4 separate regions of the Homo sapiens genome follow, and regions 2, 3 and 4 are each linked to region 1. The links are chromatin contacts, found by Hi-C or POLR2A ChIA-PET in ENCODE. All regions are on one chromosome and are shown on one strand. Each heading gives the region's core, a stretch centred on a gene start or an enhancer-like site at or near the end of the contact. The rest is flanking DNA. Distances are from core to core; before and after follow the strand shown.

What was found. A loop is a pair of places that touch in the nucleus more often than their neighbours do. ChIA-PET counts read pairs that join two places held with the same protein, here RNA polymerase II (POLR2A). Pooled maps may share reads with other maps.
Region 2: a loop to region 1 is called in a pooled map, with 2.5 times the contacts of the local background. The contact joins the enhancer-like site here to the promoter of OXCT1 in region 1. A Hi-C loop is called at or near these places in 2 of 50 pooled maps.
Region 3: a map of naive thymus-derived CD4-positive, alpha-beta T cell shows a loop between it and region 1 (19-fold over the local background). The contact joins the promoter of TTC33 here to the promoter of OXCT1 in region 1. A Hi-C loop is called at or near these places in 1 of 168 maps with a recorded cell type or tissue (naive thymus-derived CD4-positive, alpha-beta T cell) and 11 of 50 pooled maps. POLR2A ChIA-PET finds 5 or more read pairs at or near these places in 1 of 52 experiments (PC-9).
Region 4: a loop to region 1 is called in a map of naive thymus-derived CD4-positive, alpha-beta T cell, with 16 times the contacts of the local background. The contact joins the promoter of ANXA2R-OT1 here to the promoter of OXCT1 in region 1. A Hi-C loop is called at or near these places in 1 of 168 maps with a recorded cell type or tissue (naive thymus-derived CD4-positive, alpha-beta T cell) and 10 of 50 pooled maps. POLR2A ChIA-PET finds 5 or more read pairs at or near these places in 2 of 52 experiments (MCF 10A and naive thymus-derived CD4-positive, alpha-beta T cell).

What each region holds. Positions count from the first base shown.
Region 1 is chr5:41,867,572-41,873,421 of GRCh38, forward strand. OXCT1 (3-oxoacid CoA-transferase 1) reads right to left here and starts at 2,854. Exons shown (of 17, transcript NM_000436.4): 1 at 2,710-2,854. The coding sequence starts at 2,787. It overlaps OXCT1-AS1 (OXCT1 antisense RNA 1), which reads left to right and starts at 2,459. Exons shown (of 3, transcript NR_046635.1): 1 at 2,459-2,621; 2 at 2,720-2,811; 3 at 3,195-4,670. LOC102723752 (a long non-coding RNA gene) reads left to right here. Exons shown (of 3, transcript XR_925956.4): 1 at 1-2,031. RefSeq lists enhancers at 2,491-2,570, 3,401-3,450.
Region 2 is chr5:43,101,827-43,107,161 of GRCh38, forward strand. No RefSeq gene overlaps it. Among named protein-coding and RNA genes, the nearest start is that of ZNF131, 16 kb to the right of the region's middle. RefSeq lists an enhancer at 3,781-3,890. Within about 2 kb of position 3,970, at least 27 of the 41 ENCODE cell types and tissues checked have a DNase peak (open chromatin) inside an H3K27ac peak, as active enhancers do.
Region 3 is chr5:40,754,092-40,759,630 of GRCh38, forward strand. It overlaps TTC33 (tetratricopeptide repeat domain 33), which reads right to left and starts at 1,870. Exons shown (of 5, transcript NM_012382.3): 1 at 1,733-1,870. It overlaps PRKAA1 (protein kinase AMP-activated catalytic subunit alpha 1), which reads right to left. Exons shown (of 9, transcript NM_006251.6): 9 at 5,298-5,539. RefSeq lists an enhancer at 1,744-1,893.
Region 4 is chr5:43,065,632-43,071,507 of GRCh38, forward strand. It overlaps ANXA2R-OT1 (ANXA2R overlapping transcript 1), which reads right to left and starts at 1,808. Exons shown (of 3, transcript NR_104651.1): 1 at 1,667-1,808; 2 at 1,456-1,526. It overlaps LOC100132356 (a long non-coding RNA gene), which reads right to left and starts at 1,340. Exons shown (of 1, transcript NR_034127.1): 1 at 1-1,340. It overlaps LOC100506639 (a long non-coding RNA gene), which reads left to right and starts at 1,392. Exons shown (of 3, transcript NR_102752.1): 1 at 1,392-2,155; 2 at 2,339-2,586. RefSeq lists an enhancer at 1,020-1,419.

The sequences.
Region 1 (5,850 bases), core at 1,604-4,103:
TCCAGCTTATATACTGGATGGATACTGGTGCTGTTAAGCACAGTGATAGAAGAACAAAACAAGGAATGGGAAAGCCACTTTATGGCTAGTTTGCTTTGGATCAGAAAGAGCTTTAAGCACCAACTGACATCCAAGTGAAGTTCACCAGTTGCACCAGAAGGACTGCAGCTCAGGAGAGTCAGAGGTTGGAAAGAGATTTGGGAAAAGACAGGGTCAAGGATGAATGGTGGGTAAAGTGTTAGTGGTACTCTTATAACCTTTTTCCCACTAATAATTTTCTATAGTGAAAATAGTATTAAATGCTCCCCACTGCCCCTCAGTAATAATGAAGAAAAGAAGATACCTCCCAATAGTCTATTTTCACCTAAGTCCATGCCAGATAACTCTGAAAGGGGCAGTCAGTCCCCAGACCAGCAGCATCAACATCACCTGGAACTTATCAATGCAAAGTTTAGGGCCCCACCCAGGACCTATTAAATTAGAAATTCTGGGGGTGGGTACAGCAATCTGTTTTAGAAAACCTCCAGGTAATGCTGATGCACTCTCAGGTCTGCGAGACACTGGGCCTGCCCATTATAAAAATGTTAAACATTTAAGAAAATAACTATCTCGTTTTAGCTGTTAGTTATGTTTAGTGGAAAAACTCAAGGTTTCTGTTTGCCTGGAGGGTTCTCTCATCCGTACTTTAAACATGTGTAGAATATCTGATCTATGCAGAGTAGTGTGTTTGTTGAGGGAGACTAAGTGTAAGGCATAAATATGGTCTCTGCCATCGGGGAACTGTCATCTGGTTGAGGAGACAATATACACATCTGAAAAGTTAAACAAGTAGATAAGTGGTACAGTTCAACAGAAGCAGCAGGTGAGGATTTAAAGTGCTAAACAATAAGGGCTGTAATCCCAGCACTTTGGGAGGCCGAGGCGGGCGGATCACGAGGTCAGGAGATCGAGACCATCCCAGCTAAAACGGTGAAACCCCGTCTCTACTAAAAATACAAAAAATTAGCCGGGCGTAGTGGCGGGCGCCTGTAGTCCCAGCTACTTGGGAGGCTGAGGCAGGAGAATGGCGTGAACCCGGGAGGCGGAGCTTGCAGTGAGCCGAGATCCCGCCACTGCACTCCAGCCTGGGCGACAGAGCGAGACTCCGTCTCAAAAAAAAAAAAACAATAAGGGCACTAAGAGCCACAAGCTAGGGGAATAGTGGAAGGCAGGAGTTAGACCTATGATAATCAAGCCTGACAGGGCTAAGTTTGAACTCTGTATGAACTTTTAATGAGATATAGCAGAACCCCTTATTTGCATCTCGTCCCTCTAAGATGAGGTTTGCTGAGCTTCGGAAATGGTTTAATGATATACTCAAGATGGAAAAGACTTGAAGTGAGTAAATTACAGTTGGGCAAATCAGTAACTGTCAAAAGAAGGAACGTTCCTGACCTCGGCCCAAGGGTATCGCTGTGCTCTGGTTTGTATTAGCTTCAGCACCGCTGCAATCTCACTGAAGGTCAAGTTCCCTTTTAATAATGCTTTATATATCCAAGTCTATCTGCAGTTATAAAAATGCTTCCTAAGAGGCATTTAAGAGTAAAATGGTCCAGTTCTGAACCATTCCCTAGCACCTACCGAAGGAGCTCAGTGGCTCCTCTGTGTTCTCAGCGGTCAGGGATTGGATGCAGGAAAGAGCAATGGGGCCAGGCAGGCACGCTTCAGGAGTAAGCACCGTGTGCATGGCACGCTGTCAAGCTCAGACCTATTACTGAATACCAAGGAAGAGGCTCCCGCGATTGAGACGGCGGGGATAAAGCCACCCTCCTGGACCTGGCGCTCTGGTCCTGTAATTCGCTCCTAGGGCTCCAGACAGGGGTGGGCTTACAAGCGAGGACAGTGCATAAGGCAAAACCACAAGTCAGTCCACGGTGGGAATGCCTCCGGATACCACTCGGTGGAGAGTCGGCAGTGGGGCACAAAAAGGATTTCAAAGGGCTCTGAAAACCGAAAGCCCCTAACCCGGATACGAGGGGCCTCGAGAGAAAGGTTTGTCCTCCCCTGCAGCCCAGGCGCGGGCCAGGGACACACCTCGGATGGTTTCCCAGCTTGGCCGGCAAGACGCCCTGGCGAGCGCTCCAGTCTACGGGGCAGCAGAGCCAAATAGGGAGGAGAGGATGGGAGCGGCATTCCACACCCGCCGCACCCGGCATCCAGCCCCGGTGAACTCGAGCAGAGCCATGGCTAACCCAGCCTCAGGTTCTGGGCCTCTAGAGGTTCCTCTGCCCAGAGATCCAACATCGGGGGCGCAAACCTACCCGCTGTTGCCTCACTCCTAAACCTCCATATACTGGCGCCCTCCTCCCCCCGTTCAGACCCTCAGAGTCCCTATCCAAGGGCGGGTGCCAGGAGGGAAGCCGACGAGCGCCAAAGGGCTCGGGAGCGCTGCCAGGAGTCCTCCCGCCCCTTCTCAGCCTCTCCGCGCGCTTCTTTATCGCGTCTCGCTCCATCAGGGAAGCGACTGCAGAACCAAGCAAAGGCGGTCATCCGAGGGGCCGGCGAGGCCAGGAACGCGTCGCCGCGTGTCCGTGACCAGGGCACCGCGCCACGGATGCCAGATCCCAGGCTGGAGAGAGCGGGTAGGGGCAGAGAAGAAAACGCGGGCACCACTCAGGGTTTGGTCCACGTTCTTCCTGCCCATGGCCTTCCTCTTCCCCCGCACTTTACCTTGTACCAGGTTGCCCCAGATCCGCGGGCAGAGGCGCAGAGCCGAAGCCCGGAGGAGAGGAGTTTGAGAGCCGCCATCTTCGGGCGGTGAGGCAGGAGGAGGCTGCGGGTTGGAGCGCGCGTTTGAGCGTCGGTGCGCGACTGCGAAGGAAACCCGGGCGGGCTGGAGGCTCGACAGCGCGTCGATGACGTCCTCCCGGCCTTTCGAGCCGCACGCCACCGGCGCGCTGCTGGCTGCTGCTTTTAAAAGAAGTGAGGCTGGGCGGGGCCCCGGCGGGGAGAAGAGGCTCTGTGCAGCCGGGGCGGATCGCGGGGAAGTTCCTCTCAGCGCCTCAGGTGTCTGGGCGTGTGCAGCTGTGTTGGCGCACACTTGCCGCTACAGCCCTTCTGTCAGCCCTTTAGCTTCGATGGGGCGCTGGTGGCCGCCTCCCCCTAGGTTGTGGATGAGTCTTGGCCTAGGGTTCAGGGCCCTCCGGCCGCGGGAGGATCTCCCGCCAAGCTTGTTGCTTTTCCAAGTTAGTGCCTGGCGTGTGTGTGGGCTGCATAGGGGCACCCCTCGAGGCCCCCTTCTCTTCTCCCGCCTGGACTGCGTTCACGTTTCTAACATTTCTCAGCCCCTTCTCCCCACATCTGGCCTTGGCTTACATAGAGTAAGTTTGCTGTGAGCACTTGCCTCGAACTGTCGGTCAAGAGGTGTGAGCAACAAGGCTTGCAGAGGAACAAGATTAAGACTGGACCTCTGTGACCTGAGTTTAGCACACCTTTTCTTCCCCATCATCCAAGTTTGCGAATTTCGGGCTCTTTCTCGCACTGGAGTCCCAGCAACCCCAGAGATTACTAAAGATGCAACCATAAAAGCAGTATATTGCTTTAACCTTAGGCAAGTTAGATAACTTCCCTAAGCCTCAGTGTCCTCATCTGCAAATTAGGATTGCTTGTGATACAACGTCATAACGTTTCTATGAGTTAATTCATGCAAAGTTTATGGCCTTATTATGAGGAGTCAATAAATGTTAGGCATTATTATAAGTTTATTCCATTGTAGCAGTTCATTGACATGGCACGTACATATTCGCCAAGCCTTGTCTTTTGACCAACTCCTTGAGGACATGAGCCACGACTGATTTCTCCAGAACTGTCTTTGCACTTAGCAGAGTGGAAAGACCAAGTGGAAGCTCAATAGCATTTTATTTGATTAAGGCCTGACCAAGTTCTGAGAATGTGATGTTAGTTTTGAACCAAAGCAAAGCACACAAAAATTAAATGAGATCTTAGCTTCCTTAGCAAATACAGTAAGGTAATGAACAGTGAAGATGCAGTTCAAAGTTTGTCCATAAAATCATTTGCCCTTTCATGGTATTCTTTTAACTCTGAACTTTTTTTTTTCCTGTAAATATTATAATTTTAGTCAAAATCAGTTAAGGAGTAAGATACCAAGTTAGACTATTCAATTACACTGGAGAAATTAACTTATTGCTAGTTGGTATTTCAACACATTTTAAGAAGTTGGATTGGGGGGAAATTCAAGTACTGTAACTAAAGTCCCATAACTAGTGATAATTTAGCATATAGCAGCTGTTGTACCTTTAACTTACACAATGTGAAAAAAACTAGCATTCCAATTGAGTCTGCTTTTCCACTTTTGCCCATTGCGATTGGGTCTGCTTTTCCACTTTTGCCCTTCCACAGGGCACATGAAATGGAAAAACTGCATTGGCAACTTTGCCGGTGGTCATATGACTGACTCTTGGCTGGTCTCACTTTGTTGCTCTTGGCTGAGGAAGACACATTTTAAATGTTGCATGCTATGTGACTAAGTCTCCTGAGAAAATCACCCTAATTACTGTATGGTCAAAACACACTGTACTGTATTTTTGATGACTGTGACTTCATTTTATACTTTTTAAATAATGTGCAAGTCTCTTCAACTTGAATAAATTAGATTACAAATTACAAAAAAAGTTCTTATGTGCTGATTTCACTTCTAGTTACACAAAGGCACTTCAATTTTAATTGGTGTGCAAAATTTTACTTCTTTTAAATATCTGAACTTTTCCGAACTAGTAAGGATATTTCCCACTTGCTTTGAAAGGCAGTTTCTGGCAAATATGTTATATTCTGGAAACCTTTCTTTGTGGAATCTTACAGTTTAACTTCCACACTTTTAAAAACTGGGAGAATTGGATTCAAAGCCTTTAAACAAAAGGTCTGATTCCAGTCATGCAATGAGGAAAGATTTTTTTGTTTGTTTTTTTGTATTTTTTTTTGTTTTTTTGTATTATGTTATGATACGTATGTGTATGTGTGGGTGTGGGTGTACATACACCAAGTCATGTGCTACATAACATTTTGGTCAATAATGGACAGCATATATGATGGTGGTCCCATAAGATTATAATAACATATTTTACTGTAGCTTTTTTATGTTTAGAAATGTTTAGCCATGTGCAGTGGCCCACGCCTGCAATCCCAGCACTTTGGGTGGCCAAGGCAAGTGGATCGCTTGAGCCCAGGAGTTCGAGACCAGCCTAGGCAACATGGTGAAACCCCGTCTCTACAAAAACAGACAAACAAAAAAATTAGCTGGTGTGGTGGAGCACACCTGTAGCCAGCTACTGGGGTGGGGTGGGCAGTGGGGACTGAGTAAGGAGGATTGCTTGAGCCTGGGAGGCAGAGGTTGCAGTGAGCCGAGATTGCTCCTCTGCATGCCAGAGCAAGACTCTGTCTCAAAATAAAAGAAAGAACAGAAAAATTTAAATACACAAATAACTACCATTATGTTACAATTGCCTACTAAATATTGTACAGTAACATGCTGTACAAGTTTGTAGCCTAGGAGCATAAGCCATACCATATAGCCTAGGTGTGTAGTAGGTTAGACCATCCAGGTTTATGTCAGTATATTCTGTATTAGCACAATGACAAAATAGCCTAGCATCTCATTTCTCAGAACCTGTCTTTGTCATTAAGCAAGGCATGACTGTGTGGCACCATTTTATCAGATACATGCAGGTAATGTGTCAGAGTTTATTAGATTGTAAATTATTCTCTGTTTTAAGGAGTTTCATTTTAATTCTCCTAAAATATGATGCATTAGCATATCTCATTAGTGCAAGATATGACATCCTATTCTCACAGTTG
Region 2 (5,335 bases), core at 2,720-5,219, 1.2 Mb after region 1:
AAGACACAAGAGCTGACAGACATGAGAGACTAGGGTCATGTTGTCCATATGGACAGGGATCCTGGAACTCTGCCCTTCTCTAAAGGCTTTTCTTTCCTACTTAACATCCTGCCCTCTCAGCACTGGTGCTATAGCCACCAGCCTGCCCAATGCTGAGTTCTTCTTACTGCACATGCCACCTCTTGGATATCTTTCAAATCATGTATCCCATTTTATTTCCAAGGGCTTAATCATTTTGGAATTTGCAGTTGCACTCTAACTTATTTTTTCCCAATCCTTTATTGAAAAGCACATTTGAGCCAGGCGCAGTGGCTCACACCTGTAATCCCAGCTCTTTGGGAGGCCGAGGCGGGCGGATCACAAGGTCAGGAGTTCCAGACTAGCCTGGCCAACATGGTGAAACCCCGTCTCTACTAAAAATACAAAAATTAGCTGGGCATGGTGGCAGGCGCCTGTAATCCCAGCTACTCGGGAGGCTGAGGCAGGAGAATCGTTTGAACCCAGGAGGTGGAGGTTGCAGTGAGCTGAGATACCGCCATTGCACTCTAGCCTGGGCGACAGGGCGAGACTCCACCTCAAAAAAAAAAAAAAAAAGGAGAAAGAAAGAAAGAAAAAAATGGCCGGGCGCAGTGGCTCACACCTGTAATCCCAGTAGATTACAGTAGTAATCAGTAGTAGAAGAAGTGTGACAATTCTAAATAGATCTAGAAGCAAAGTTCTTTAGTACATTAGTACATGTCATTCATGAAGAGAGTTTTTCTAATTGAAAAATCTTTAAGTCATTCAGAAGAATAAAACTGAAAATGTTTCCAATAACTGAGCCCTAGAAGCTCTTAGGTCTGAAGGGTTCAGTCCCAGTGAAGTCCACAAGGGCAATATGAGGGCCCTCACTGGGGTGTCTCTGCATGGGGAAGCAGGTAGTACTGTGAGCCAGGAGCAAGTCTGGGGTTCCTTTCCTTTCCTGCTTCCACCATGTATTTAGCCTTTTTTCACAGCTTCAGCGGTGGCCTGTGCTCTCCAAGGCACTCTGGACATGTGTCTGTCCACCTCCCCAAGTGCTGGCTTTTAGCTAATGTAAGCTCCATTGGGATGCAGCATCTGTGTCTTCTTGAAGGAACTGCGGCATCTTGGCAAGTTCAGTCATTGATTCTTAGGCAGGTGGGTCTCAGTGTTTTGGCCTCTCTCAACTCTGGGAATGTCTCCTTGCCCTGTGTATACCAACACAACAGCCAACATGCACGAGAGTTCAAAAAGGGCAGCTGGGGTGATACTTACCTGATTCGGTGTTTTCAAATTTCCGAGTTTCACCCTTAGGGAGCTAGTTTGCAGTTTGGTTCTTTGCAGTTTGGTTCTGAGAGCCATTCCTGAAGTTCAGTTGAAAATCTGCCTTCACCTTTCCATCAAATTTTAAGTTATCTTTAACCCCTAATAAATCTCTATAGGCTTAAACTATTTGAGTGTGCTGTTTCTTTTCCTAAAAACCAGAAAAGGAAATATGAGTGATATCACATTCAATTTTATGTCTACAAACTTATTACATCCTTTTTAAAAATAATGTTCTTAAAGAAATGAATCTAGGCCGGGCACGGTGGCTCATGCCTGTAATCCCAGCACTTTCGGAGGCCGAGGTGGTCGGATCACGAGGTTAGGAGATTGAGACCATCCTGGCTAACACAGTGAAACCCCATCTCTAATAAAAATACAAAAAAACTAGCCGGGCGTGGTGGCAGGTGCCTGTAGTCCCAGCTACTCTGGAGGCTGAGGCAGGAGGATGGTGTGAACCTGGGAGGCAGAGCTTGCAGTGAGCCGAGATCGCGCCACCACACTCCAGCCTGAGCGACAGAGCAAGACTCCGTCTCAGAAAAAAAAAAAAAAAAAGAAAGAAATGAATCTAGATTCCTTAATAAAACATGTAAATATTCAAGATATATTTTGTTTTTAGGATATTTTGAGAATGTTTATTTTTTATCATCACAACTTTTAGACAAGAAAAACACAAAAGAAGAAAAACTCTCAACATTTCATCTTGAAAGTTTATAAATATTTTTTCTTAATACTCTCCCACAAAGAAGTAAAATATTTAAATAGACATTTTGGTCTCTTTTGTACATGTTAATTCCTATCTTTTTTATTATTATTTTTTTCATTTTACTTTGTGTGTGTGTGTTTTGACGGGGGCGGGGGGCGGGGGGCAGTGTCCCCGTGTTACCCAGGCTAGTCTTCAACTCCTGGCCTCAAGCAATCCTCCTACTTCAGCCTCCCAAAGCCCTGGGATGACAGGCATGAGCCACCACGCCCTGCCAAATTCCATTAACACAGTGTTCAGAACAGGAGCAAGGAGCTCCTCCAATCCCTGCTGAGTACCGAACTAGTCCAGAAATGGGGGCATCAGGAGTGTGATGTGCTTAGGAAATGGGAGTGCTTGTGGTTGGGTGGGGTGTGGGAGAGAACCATGAAACTGAAAGTGAAACATGAAGATGAAAGTGCCGCTTCTTAGATGAAAATTGTCCAAGGAAAGTTTTCCCACGTAACCAGATTCCAGACCTACCCCAATCCCAAGTCCCAGATGTACCTAGATTGTATGATTGAATTTGAGACCCATAATTACAGCTCCATTGTCACTGACCATGCTGGAGCCTCCCACACACAATCCCTAGTCTACAGGCCTACCCTGCTTGCAAACAGAAAAATGTCATTCTCTAAACCCATGCTAGGATGACTGCAGAATAGGCCAGAATCAGACGTCTGTCCCCTACCACTTGCTCTTCTCCAGCCCAATTATTTGATCCAAAGCACTAAGAAGCAGGAGAATGGTAGAGATGGCAGGGAGAGCAACAGGAAGGCGTCAGAAAGGCACCCTGGCACACTCGGACTAAATGTTAGGAGGACTCAGTAGAGGCATTTCAGGGCTAAGCACAGTTGCCGGGGCTGTTGTCTGTCTGCTGAATCTTTCGGCAGCCCAACCCATGTCCGCGATTTTGACTTCTGGCAGCTCTCTACCCTTGGCCGGCTTCCCCCTCCCAGAAGCCCTCAAATCCTGACCACAGACAACCCCACCACACACCCCTTGGCCAACAAAGCCAAGATACCCAGGACCAAGGGCCAGTTCCCCCAATGAGCCTTCCCACCACCACCCACCCCGCCAATCTCCTCTTTCCTCAACGACCAACCAGGAACACAAATGTAATCCTAGCACTTTGGGAGGCAGAGGCGGGTGGATCACGAGGTCAGGAGCTCGAGACCAGCCTGACCAACATGGTGAAACCCCGTCTCTAGTAAAAATACAAAAATTAGCCAGGTGTGGTGGCATGTGCCTGTAATCCCAGCTACTCAGGAGGCTGAGGCAGGAGAATCGCTTGAATCCGGGAGGTGAAGGTTGCACTGAGCCGAGATCGAGCCACTGCACTCCAGCCTGGACGACAGAGCAAGACTCCGTCCCCCCCAAAAAAAAGCCTGCATGAGTCCTGATGATGGCCTTGGAAAAGATGATGAGGGCACAGGATCTAGGAGCTATCCGAGCAAGTGAATCTAGGGAGAAAAATAATGTGAAAGAAAGAAAACTGAGAGGACAGGAAGCCTTGGTTGGGAAATATAAACAACAACAAACCAGGAGAATTGAAGAGTGAATCAAACTACAATGGACATATCACCTTTTGTCCACTAGAGACACTACTGCCACATGCCCTCCCTCCCGACGGTAACCTTCATTTTCGGGGGGGCGGAAGAGTGGGGAGAAAGACAGTTTGGCTTCGGGTTCCTGCTGGCAGATCCATTCTGTCCTCGGTCCTCGTCCCCTTGGTTTTGTATCCTTGAAAGCAGGGAATGACACTGAAGAGGACTAGCGGTGCGATCCTGCATTTTAGTTGAAGGACCAAATCTCATCTCTCCCAGTGTTGGGACTGATGACTCCTGCACTACTTGATGATCTCCGGTGCCTTGAGGGGAGGACCATGGACTTGGCTGGTTTCAGCAGCCCAGCGGATTTCAGCGTTTGACAACCTGGAAGTTCTGCTGCCCCCTCACGGTGGGAGAAAAGCGGTGGGTCCTGCACAGGCCGAAGAACCACTAGAGGGCAGCAGCACACGGGCTCCATAAGACTTGCTGCGTGTCGACCCTGGCTCATACAGTGCTAAGAGAATTGATCAATGCTGTCGTTCTAAATTCAGCTATGATGAGGTGGTGCTGCTTTCCACAGACTGGGATGTTTCTAGAACTTTCTAGGACTTTCATGTCTAGCATACACCTGAGATGACTGTAGAAAGTCCCTCAATGAGTCAACCGTTGGTTTTATCCCTAATAAAATGGGTTCATGGGGTCAGGAGTTGAGGTATTTACTGCCTTCCCTCCCCCTCCACACACACATCCTTTATGCTTAGATTTTTCCATACCAGAAATTTGAATCATGTGGGGAAAGCATCCACTGTAAGTTTAGTAACAGTTTGGCAAAGCCTGAAAATTATGTGTAAAATAGTGCTTTAGGAGTTCTAGAAACTGAATAACAGACTCATTTTCTGGTATCTTGACTTTCAGAAGGCAAATGAATCATTCTTAAAACAGTTTAGTTTAAAAACAAATGTCAACAAGCATTTGTTGAGTGTCCGCCATGAAGCAACCACTGTACTAGGCTCGTGGTACAAAGATGACAAGACCAGGGCCAAGACAAGAATTTGGGCTGAGGGAGACAGCAGGCACATTTGACGTGACACTTCTTATATGTGGAAGGCCTCACAGACAGAGCTACAGTGACAGGACTGAAAGATGCTAATTCTTCAACTTTAAATTTTTGTCCCCCTAGGGCACGATGAATTATTAACAATATGTTATTTCTTAGAATTCCGAAAATTAGCTTTTGAAAAGCTGGATTATATTGTATTATATTCTGATTTGTGAAAAAGTAGAAATTTGTTAAATGTAAATATTTAAAATAGGCTACAATTTTTGGAAACTTGGGATTTCTTGATTTTTTTTTCTTTTTGAAATGGAGTCTTGCTCTGTCCCCCAGGCCGGAGTGCAGCGGTGCGATCTCGGCTCACTGCAAGCTCTGCCTCCCGGGTTCACGCGATTCTCCTGCCTCAGCCTCCATAGTAGCTGGGACTACAGGCACCCGCTACCACGCCCGGCTAATTTTTTTGTATTTTTAGTAGAGACAGGGTTTCACTGTGTCAGCCAGGATGGTCTCAATCTTCTTACCTCGTGATCCGACCGCCTCGGCCTCCGAAAGTGCTGGGATTATAGGCCTGAGCCACTGCGCCTGGCCGATTTCTTGATTTTTTAATATACCAGGAACCTCTAAAATGAAAGTGGCCCTGATGACCTCTAGGAGACCACAGAGAAG
Region 3 (5,539 bases), core at 620-3,119, 1.1 Mb before region 1:
CAAGTATAAGTTATGGCCCAAGGTGGTGGCTCTCAACCATATGTGAAAAAACCACGCCACTATTGCCTCAGGTGTTTGAGCCATTCTCCTCCACAGATCCCTTGAGACCTAGAGATCAGGGGCTGCAGAGGTCAGGACAGACTGAGGTTATGAGGGTGTGGGAGGCCTGATGCCACTAGCAATCGACAAGTTTAACCTGAAAGAGGGAGACAAAAATACAGTCCTCTCAGACAAAAAAAGGAGTTAATATTGAGTGAAACATACAGGCAAGTTCAGGGATGGAGGGAAAGGAAAATGAGGAATTTCATGCCCCAAGCTTCACATTTCTCCAGCAAACAGCGGCTAGTCATCTGCTCAAAGTAAAAGGAAAATAACAGATCTGAGTTCTTGAGAAAAAGGGAAAAGACTAAAATAGTCACTGTGGAGATAAGGAAAAGCAACAAAGGAAAAATAGAGATACCAAACAGTAGTATCAAGGGCCCACTACTGTGTAAAAGCATGAATCTGTTATCAAGGCCATTAGCAAAGTTTTATATTTTCTTCAAAAGTGTCTGGAAACCACAGAGTACAGTCAATTTCATACACGATATGTGCTACAAGAGAGTAAACAAAGGATGCCATGACATCAGAGAAGAGACACTTGAGGCTTTCTGGAGGACTTAAGCTTTGAAGAAAACTTAGCCAGGCTTAAAAAGGTATGTGAATCCTAGAGCATGCAAAGCACTTTCTGCATTAGAAAATTTAACATTCCCAGTTGTTTCAGATATCTTAAGCCGAACGAGTTTATTGTTCCTCTATGACTATCTGAACATGAAATTAAAACTTCTTATGAAGGAGGCTTTCCTGAGTCTAGTTAGAAGCACGAGGCTTCAACATCCTAGACTTAACATTTTTTTACCAGAGTAAGAAACCATGAGAGTAAACCACAATCCACACCGGTTTCATGTTAAACTCATGAAACCAGACAAATTCAACCTTTTATATAGGATTATATTTCAGGAATGGCATAACGATTCTAAACAACGACGCTGTATTCTAAATTCCTGTACTGTTACAAAGATCCCTATAGTAGGCGCTCAACAACTGGCGACGGCTTCACATTTACCCAGCCGCCAGAGAGGGCTTGTCTTGAGTGTGTCTGAGGATGCAGCACCCAAAGGGAAAAACCACTACATGAACAAGATCAGGAAATCACAACAGCATCCTTCTGGGTAAAAGGAGGTATTCAGAGGTGAGGAATCCAAGAAACGATTTACCCAAAAACGCCACCGCAAGAGAAAAACCAGTATTAGTGACTTTCCCTTCATCGGTCAACAATAATAAAAACGCTCAGAAAGGCTGCCCCGGACGTCACCTGCGCGTTCACGGACCGCCCCGGGCCGCAGACACCTCTCCAGCGGGGAGCGGCCGGCTCGTCCCGCCCGTCCCACCGCTCAGGGAAGGTTGCGGCCGCGCAGCTCCGCGAAGGTGCCACGGCGGGCCCGACCCTCAGACTCGCTTGTCCCTGGAGACCAACCCTAGCGACCAGGCTCTGCCGGATCCCGTCGGGTTTCAACTCCTATTCCGAAGGTCCTTTCTCCCCTAATCACAACACCCACTCGCCTCTTTTTCCTCCTCTTCCTCAGCTTCCACCGCCGACCGGGCAGCCCCAGTTACCCGATAACGGCTCCCAAGGCCCCGTGTTTACATTCTTTCCCACTGGAAGCAGAAATTATCACGCCCAAATTCCTACCTGCCTTCCCTGGATTCCTGGTTTCCTAAGAAACGGGTTTGGCCCACCCCTGGGCGTTCGAACAGTCCACAGAAGCGGGCAAAGGAAAGACGACTCAGTCTTTCCCCTCCGCCAATCTCTTCTCCGGGACCACAAATCCCAGAAGTCACCGCGGCCGCCCCCACTGCATGACCTTCTGGGATTTGTAGTAGTCAGGGCCACGCGGCTGGGCGCGCCCTCTAGCAGCAGCCCTGAGTGACCGCAGCGCACGAGCGCGGGAAAATGAGGCTGCGCGGGCTGAAGAGCGCACCGAGAGGAGCCGCCCCCGCGGTACCGCGCAGCCTCGCGTCCCGTCAGTGGGGAACAAGGTGAGGGGAAAACTTATTTTACGGGATTCAAAGGATTAGGATATGCTCCTTCCCCGAAGGGGTTTATAGCCTAGCTGATGAGGTCGGCCAGACGCAGAGAACAGAGAGGCAAAATTCGGTTATAAAGGGCTCGAGGCGGCCGGGCGGGGAGGCTAGTCAGGGAGGCTCGAGGCTGAACTGCAGGCTTCACGTTAAAGTTACAAGTGAGTTGGACCCAGAAGGCAGAATTACAGCCAGAACGTAGCTGTGCATCATGTCTTGAAAATAAACGAGCACATGTAATAAAGGTAATCAAGATTGTTAATTTCTCCAACTCTCCTGCCCAAAAGACTCATTTTTGGAAGTCATACTTTCTCAGCCTCAGCACCATTAACATTTCAAACTGGATAATGCTTTGTTGGGGGACGGGGTGTTCTGTGCATTGTAGGGTGCTTAGCAGCATCTCTGGTCTCTGTCCACGGGATGTCACCACCAGTCGATTGTGACAGCCAATGGTTTCCCCAGTGAAATTTCCCCTGGAAGAAAAACTATCCCTCCCACCCTGCCCCGTTGAGAACCACTGATGTCGACCAACGATTGTCCTGAGGGTCAATGACACCCTTTCAAAGCCAAAATTATTTTCATACTAATATGAAGACGTGATTTGCCCTTTGCACAATGCTGACATTTGCACTGATGGTGGAAAAGCAATGGTAGGTCAAGGTGCTGGCCCCTCCACAGGAATTACAGTAATGACACCAAACCGTACTGGAGCTCTTCACCACCACACGCTCACAGTAAGAAAAATGGGCCGGGCGCGGTGGTTCACGCCTGTAATCTTAGCACTTTGGGAGGTCAGGAGTTCGAGACCAGCCTGGCCAACATGGCGAAACCCCATCTCTACCAAAAATACAAAAATTAGCCAGGCCTGGCGGCACGCACCTGAATCCCAACTACTCGGGAGGCTGGGGTGGGAGGATCCCTTGAGCCTGGGAGGTCGAGGCTGCAGTGAGCCGAGGTCATGCCACTGCATTCCAGCCTGGATGACAGAGCAAGGCACGGTCTCAAAAAAAAAAAAAAAAATGGAAAAATGAACGCTGTCACCAGAGAATATCCCTGATGAAGTTGTAAAAGTTACTTTATTATAACCACTCCGACACTTAATATTCTTTGTAAAAACTTGGAAGTCCTCACAAAGTACTTCTGCTGCATATTGAAGTATGACGTATCAAAGAAGAGCTACTGTGAGATGGCATTATAAACTGAAGTAAATACTTTTTTTTCCTGGAACACAAATTTTACTAAGATGAGTGACAAACCGGTTATTCGGACTTGGGTATTTGACAAACCTTTCTTGAAAATGAACAAAGGGAATCTGTAACTTCAAGAAAAACAAGGAAAGGGAAAGGGGAAGGGGAAAGGAAAGGAAAAAAGAGAAATAGGGAGGGAGGGAGGAAAGAAAAAAAAATTGAGTTTGTTGCCAATGATAAAATTCAAGATTTTAGGCAAAAAAAAAATATGATTTTGGAAAAATGGTATTCACCATAATGATCTTGGCAGCTTCCCAGTATCTCCAGAATTTTCTGATATAAGTGATTATCAGTTGTGACTTTTATTTACATTGTTTGCTTAAATACATCAATATTTGTGCAGGCTGCATAAGTGAACCAGTAGTATTTGAAAACGATCAATGCATGACTGCGGTAGCCAGCCTCCAAGATGGCATTCACTCCTGGCATTCACATCCTTATGCACTGCCTTCCTATATTGTACCACGGTTGGTCTGTGTTACCTACAGAAGAGGGCAGAAGTGACCGTTTATCACTTCCGATATTAATTATGAAAGACACTAAGATGGTGGCAATGTTTCTTAATCTGCCTAGAGGTTTACATGGTCATGTTTCCTGTGTACCTGAAATACTGAAAACTCATTAAGCCAAATACTCATTTGTGCACTTTTCTGTATATATGTCTATGAAAGTCTTAAATAAGAAAACATGTACCTCCCTAACAAGACATGCAGAGGGAAGATTTATCTTATGGTCACATTCATAGTGTCATTAGTTCATAGTAGCCAATAAGAAGGAATAGAGGTTGCAGAGTGAGTAAATGGTACTTGAAGCTGTGCCCCCTACCTAGGGGTCTTTGCTAAATCTCTCAAGTAACCTAACCCTGATCTCCTCTACTGTGTTTAAGGGTAGCTCCCACTAAGTTTTTATACTTCACCCACTACTTCTCTACTAACTCTGACTGGTCTATGATCTTGATTCACCTAATATATTTAATATATGTCTTATGCTGTCTTTTTAAGACAACATGATCATTTTCCAAAATCCTTTAAATTTATCATAATTTATTGGCATTTACAGTAAATAGTTTATTTACAATAAATAAAAGAGTTCAAAAATTCTGATTTTTCAAACAAGAATTTCTTGGACAATTCTTGTACAGCCAAGGTAAATACCTACAGCAATTTATACATTCCCTAAAAAAACCTTATATACTACTCATAGCACTCTTTAGCAGTTTTCTTTTGTTGTTTTAAAGATAACAGAGTGTCAACAATCTAGCACAAGCCCCTGCCTAATCATGTCATATGGATACAATATTTAATATTAATTGAATTCTAACAGTAGTAGGATTCTAACCAAATCAAGTGTTAGCAACTGATAAATGGCAGTTGCTTTGGCTTTTATTGTATCTATCATGTTTTATTCAAGTGGTTGGTTTTTAGATGAAATCAAGACTCATGTAGTCGAGATAAAAATCACAATGTTTGACAATTTAAATGTGGCCAGGCACTATATTTTATATTTCTAGGTACTTTTTTTGTTGTTGTTTTGGTGGGGTTTTTTTTGAGACAGAGTCTCACTCTTTTGCCCAGACTGGTAGTTCAGTGGCATGTTCTCGGCTCATTGCAACCTCCACCTCCCAGGCTCAAGCGATTCTCGTGCCTCAGCATCCCGAGTAGGTGGGACTACAGGTGCCCGCCACCACGCCCAGCTAATTTTTGTGTTTTTAGTAGAGACGGGGTTTCACCATGTTGGCAGGCTGGTCTTGAACTCCTGACCTCAGGTGATCCACCCACCTCAGCCTCCCACAGGGCTAGGATTACAGGTGTGAGCCACCGCACCTAGCCGGTACATTGTTAGAAAGAAAGGTGCACAGATACTTAGTTTTTTTTTTTTCCACTGAGTTTTCCCAGAGGTTAAAAAACATAAGTACATTGTAACAGATGATAAATGGAGTTTTTCTTTATTATATCATATTTCTAAATCAAGGAAGCTGAAATTATATACTTAAATATACTCTGGTCAAAATATACATGAACCACAAATATTAACTTCTACCTACCAACAATTTACAGTTATGTTGTATGTGGAATTTCATTCTTGTCAGAACTCACAATGGAAATAAAATTTCTATTATGGGTGAGAAGATGAGGGAAAGAATTAAGGGGAAAAAATTTGGACAGCACACA
Region 4 (5,876 bases), core at 558-3,057, 1.2 Mb after region 1:
TGATTTAAAAATTCCAGACACTGCTAAATTTTTTTAAATTGCATTCTTCAGTACCTAGATTAATACAGGAGTTATAAACCGCACGCATGGCTATAATGGGGGCTCCTATTACGGAACAGGAATTTGCTACTACTAAAATTATGTAGGCATGGTTAAAGCCAGAATTGTTACAACCAGAAATCGCAAACTGGAATAACTCTCAACTTGCTACGGTAAGAAATAACTAAACTCTGACTTGGTCAGACTAAGAAATCAGGAGTTTGAGACCAGCCCAGGCAACATGGCGAAATCCTGTCTCTAGGAAGGATACAAAAAATTACCCGGGCGTGGTGGCGCGTGCCTGTGGTCCCAGCTACCCCGGAGGCTGGGGTGGGAGGATCGCTTCAGCCCGGGAGGCGGAGGTTGCAGTGAGCCGAGATCGCGGCACTGCACTCCAGCCTGGGCGACAGAGCCGGACCCCGTATCAAGAAAGAAAGAGAAAAGAAAAAGAACCAAAGAAAAAGAAAAGTCACCATCGCACGGTTAAGTCTGCCTTGCTACAGCTAAACAGTGACTTCCTAGGACCAAGAAATCGCAGCCAGGGCTAGACCGATGCCCTAAATCGGGACTTGCTTAGGCTGAGAAATCACATTTTGGCTAGTTATTTGGACAAGAGGTAGAAATAGCGGGCACCGCGAAATCGAAACTTGCTAGGACCAAGAAGCCAACGACGGGCGAAACCGCAGGGGCCTGCGATAGAGACGCCAGCGGCGCCGCCGGGGGACTGGGTTCAGGAGGCCGAGCAGGAACCCGTGCGTCGGCGCTCGCGGCGCTGTGAAGAGACGGCGTCCGCGCAGCTCCTCTGCCTCTGGCTCGGAGGAGCGGCGGGCTCCCCCGCCCAGCGCCGGCGTCGCCCGGGAACCCCAGACTCTGCGCAACTGGCTGCGATTCCAAATCCCTCAGATCGGCTACCAGAGCGCTGCCGCCACCGAGAAAATGGAGGCACCGAGGAACAAGATGTGCCGCGACCAAGAGAACTCGGCTTGGCGAAATGGCGGTGCTGGGACCCTAAGAGTGACGCCAGCCGGAGGAGTTCCCAAGGACAACATCCATTTTGGCGGAACCAACGGTGTTGTCACGCAGAAAATGTCGACCCTCGGAAAAGAGAGGTTCTGCGACCGAGAAATTCGGTGCAACAAGTGCTGTGACAGAAAACCCCCCGCTCGGCGCTGCTGGCGAAAGAGCCAACAAAACGCTGGGTGCTGCCACCGTGACACCGACTTTAGGACCCCGGCCTCGGATGGAGAAAGGAGGGTACGGAGCCACCACATAACTTCCTAATGTCTTCAAATAGCGAAAGTGCTAGCCGGAAACTGCCGGCTGGGTTTACCTATTGGTGCTCGTGTGGGACTAGCAGATTCGAGAAACCAGCGGGACTGGAACCTAGTACACTTCGGCAGTTGAGAAATGACTTACCAGGACAAATACTGCTTCTGGCTCGATGGTGCTGCCCATGAACATCCGCCGGCTCTGAGAAACGAGCTGCACTGTCAGTGAGAAACCGTGGGCACTGAGAAACGAGCGGACTGCAACTGATAACTGCCCACCCAGTGCCACTACGACAAAGTGCTGCTGGCACTACTCCCACCCTCCGTCCTCAAATCAGTCCCCTCCCGCCTAAGAAGACCTTTATTTTTCCTAGCGAAGTCATACTGAGGGCCCCATCAACCGATCCCTTGCGATGCGCATGGGAAAAGGAGGCAGTATAGGGACCGAGAATCGGGCGGATTGGGCTGGCCCTGGTAACAAAAGCCATCCGGGTCGCCAACCGTCTTCCACTGCAAGAAACAAACCTTCCAGTGGCTGGGCTCCGCCCTTCTCCTTGGTCAGAGCCCTCCAGGCTCCTAAGGGCGAAGCCGACACCTCATCCCTTTGGAACTTGAAGTTCTCAGTCCAAGACCTCCGTGGAGAGTGAAAGACTCAATGCCTCCTGACCGAGGCTTCAGGCCTGCCCCGGCAGCTAGGTACCTCTCCAGGGGATGGAACTCTGTGGGAACTGCTATTTAATTCTGATGGTTAACTCTGTCAGATGGCCTTGATATATGGGAATAATCGTTGCAGGAGGGTAGGGGAAATAAGAATCGCAAGACTCTAGCACAGGACGTGTGGATTGATGGTGAGGCCTTTGCTCCCTCTCCCCTTGAAATCCTCAAAGGGCAGTTCCCGATTTCTATCACCTTTGAAATTCATCCCTGATGTCTTCTCCATCTTTGGGAAGTGCAATGCAATTTCAAGCTCTTGAATCTTCCCTCTCCCACATTTGTCAAATATACTGACGCTACAAACTCCTTTCTTACAGGAAACCTGAAACTGCCATTGAGCAGAAGGAAAACATCCCTTTCCAGAACCTTTCTCGTTTTTCTAAAAATCTGCACTTTTGGAAGTGATCCCCCAAAGAGACCTCCAGACTCTACCATGAGTGTCTCCAGCTGAACTCATCGTGTCTAATCCTCACCCTAGCTTATCCTGTTCAAATCATTTCCATCTTTTTCTGGATGAACCTGGGCGGATGTCAGACCAGAGAAGAGCACAGAATGTACCAGAGAGGTAAGAAGACCCATTTTGGGCTCTCACTTCTCACCCACTCCCAAGATGGTCACCTCCAGTCTTCCCCCCTATACCTTACCCTTTCTTCAGCTAGCCAAAACCTGCCCTGGTACTTGAGGCTTCTTCAGTTGCCTTCTTTTGCAGGCAGTAGAATAAAGGAAAGAGGGCAGTGTCAATAGAAGAAAAGTTACAGCCACTTTATCTAATTGAAGATACTGTGCAGAGCCTTTGAAAAAACAAAATATCTCACCCACCATTCCTCTCTCCGTTTCCACCCTAGCTTCCTATTTTAGCAAAAATGGTGGGATCAGCACCTCTGGAGGGAAGGGGTCACTCTTCCAGGTTAGGAATGTGGACAGGAGTTATGGAGCTTACTTCCCTAAAGGAGGAGGCATTCTAGTTCCGGCATTCAGATTCTGTCTGATTCCAATATGGTGTTTGTGTGGGGTGGTCAGAGAAAGGGCAAGTCGGCAACTGTATATTCCTCAGCAAGAGACTATAAGACATTTGCATTTGGAAAATCAGGAGAGATGCTGATATGGTTTGGCTCCGTGTCCCCACCCAAATCTCACCTTGAATTGTAATAATCCCCATGTGTCAAGGGTGAGACCAGGTGGAGATAATTGAATCATGGGGTTGGTTTTCCCCATGCTGTTCTCGTGTTAGTGAGTGGGTCTCACGAGATCTGATAGTTTTATAATTGCCTGGCATTTTCCCCTGCTGGCACACATTCTCCTGCGGCCCTCTGAAGAGGTGCCTTCCATCACGATTGTAAGTTTCCTGAGGCCTCCCCAGCCATGCAGAGCTTTGAGTCAATTAAAACTTCTTTCTTTATAAATTACCCAGTCTTGGATATTTCTTCATAGCAGTGTGGGAACAGACTAATACAGATGTGGTAGAGTTGGGTGCTGGGTGGCAATGCTAAGTGTATGCAGGTTCTAGGCACCAGATCAAATCTGGAATGCAAACTGTGGGACACAAACCACAAATGATGCCCAGCCTTTAATACTTTCTTTCATTGTTTGTCATATAGAAGAAGAAACAAAGAATAAAGAAAAGCATTTTTTTTGAGACGGAGTCTCGCTCTGTTCCCCAGGCTGGAGTGTAGTGGTACGATCTCGGCTCACTGCAACATCCACCTCCCAGGTTCAAGTTATTCTCCTGCCTCAGCTCCCAAGCAGCCAGGATTACAGGTGCATACCATCACACCTGGCTAATTTTTGTATTTTTAGTAAAGACAGGGTTTCACCCTGTTGGCCAGGCTGGTCTCAAAGTCCTGACCTCAAGTGATCCACCTGCTTCGGCCTCTCAAAGTGCTGGAATTACAGGCATGAGTCACAGTGCCCAGCCGCAAAGTATATTTTTGTAAAATTTCATCAAGATAAATCTGGCTAAACCAATAAACTAATAATAACAAAACTTGGGTTATTGTTGACTAAAGGAAGGTGGCACAAAATGGAAACATTTTTAAACATTCAAAAAAAAAAAAAGACTGGTCAGGCGCAGTGGCTTACACCTGTAATCCCAGCACTTTGGGAGGCCAAGGTGGGCGGATCATGAGGTCAGGAGATTGAGACCATCCTGGCTAACACGGTGAAACCCCATCTCTACTAAAAATACAAATCCTGGCTAACACGGTGAAACCCCGTCTCTACTAAAAATACAAAAAATTAGCCAGGCGTGGTGGCGGGTGCCTATAGTCCCAGCTACTCGGGAGTCTGAGGCAGGAGAATGGCGTGAACCCAGGAGGCAGAGCTTGTTTGCAGTGAGCCAAGATCGCGCCATTGCACTCCAGCCTGAGCGATAGAGCAAGACCCTGTCTCAAAAAAAAAAAAAAAAAACAAGGATAGTCTTTACACAGAAGTGGTATGCACAGGTGAATTGTCTGGGAAGTCAGGATGTTGCACAGAAGCTATGCAAGTCATAGATTAGAAAAGCAAGAATCCACATTCATGCTTTCCAGCATAGATGAGGAGATACTTTTTCTCCACCTTCTTAGATTCAGTGGCTGGGCAGAGAGTGCTGTGAATTCATCTGACAACAGGCAGATTAACACGAGAAAAGGAATATAAGTTTTTTATTTTTTATTTTTTTATTTTTTTGTTTTGAGACAGAGTGTCACTCTGTCTCCCAGGCTGGAGTGCAGTGGCTCACTGCAAGCTCCCACCTCCCGGGTTCACACCATTCTCCTGCCTCAGCCTCCCAAGTAGCTCAGACTACAGGCGCCCGCCACCATGTCCAGCTAATTTTTTTTATTTTTTAGCAGAGACAGGGTTTCACCTCCCAAAGTGCTGGGATTACAGGCATTAGCCACCGCGCCCAGCCAAGTTTTTTAATGTTTAATCTAATGTGCATGGAGGCATCATAGAAAGAACTGAATATCCAAAAGTGTGGTGAAATTTGAGACTTTAGATACCATCTTAATGATAGTGGCAGGAGGCAGACAAATCCTAGGGAGACAAGGGTGGGTCCCTGGTGAAACCCCACCTTCAAACCAAAGACAGTTTAAAGCATGAAAGCCAAGCTACAAGTCTCCAGTAAATCCATGGACCGGATTAAGAATCTCTCTTCCCCTTTAGCACACTTCCCTCTGATTGATCCACACACTTCACTTAGTGCACTTTCCTCTGATTGATCCCCACACTTCACCTATTTTACATATACCTGCCCTTCCCTAATTGTTTTTTTACACAGTTGTGCCCACCTTTGAGTGGTGCTTTTGTTTTAGCCTTTTTTGCATATGCACAAACCAATCAGCATGCACTCCCCCATTCTGAGCCTATAAAAGCCCCAGACCCTGCCACATTGGGAGAGAGACCACCCAACTTCTGGTGGGAAACCATCCTCGAATCCCCTCTCCACTGAGAACTGTTTTGTGGCTCAATAAAACTCCTCTCTGCCCTCCTCACTTTTTGATTTTCAGCATAACCTCATTCTTCTTGGATGCAGGACAACAACTCGGGATCCACCTAACACGGGTACAAAGAAGGCTGTAACACGGGAAGCAGCTGTTGGGCCAAACCAGCCCTGGAGCTGTAGGCCAGAGCAAGACCACAGGACTGACAGAGCTGTTAACACGCTGACATCTTTCGGGCTGCAGAGGGCGGGACTGAAAGAGCTATTAGCATGTTGTAACACCCACTCTGGGGCTTTGGGGTCACGGGCATCCCTGTTTGGGTGCCATCACATTCCCCTCATCTGGATGCCAGAGTCCACCATAGGAGTCACTTGCAACATGCCTGGTCCAGCCACAAGTCCCACACAGAGCCTGCTCCTGTGCTGGTGCTTGG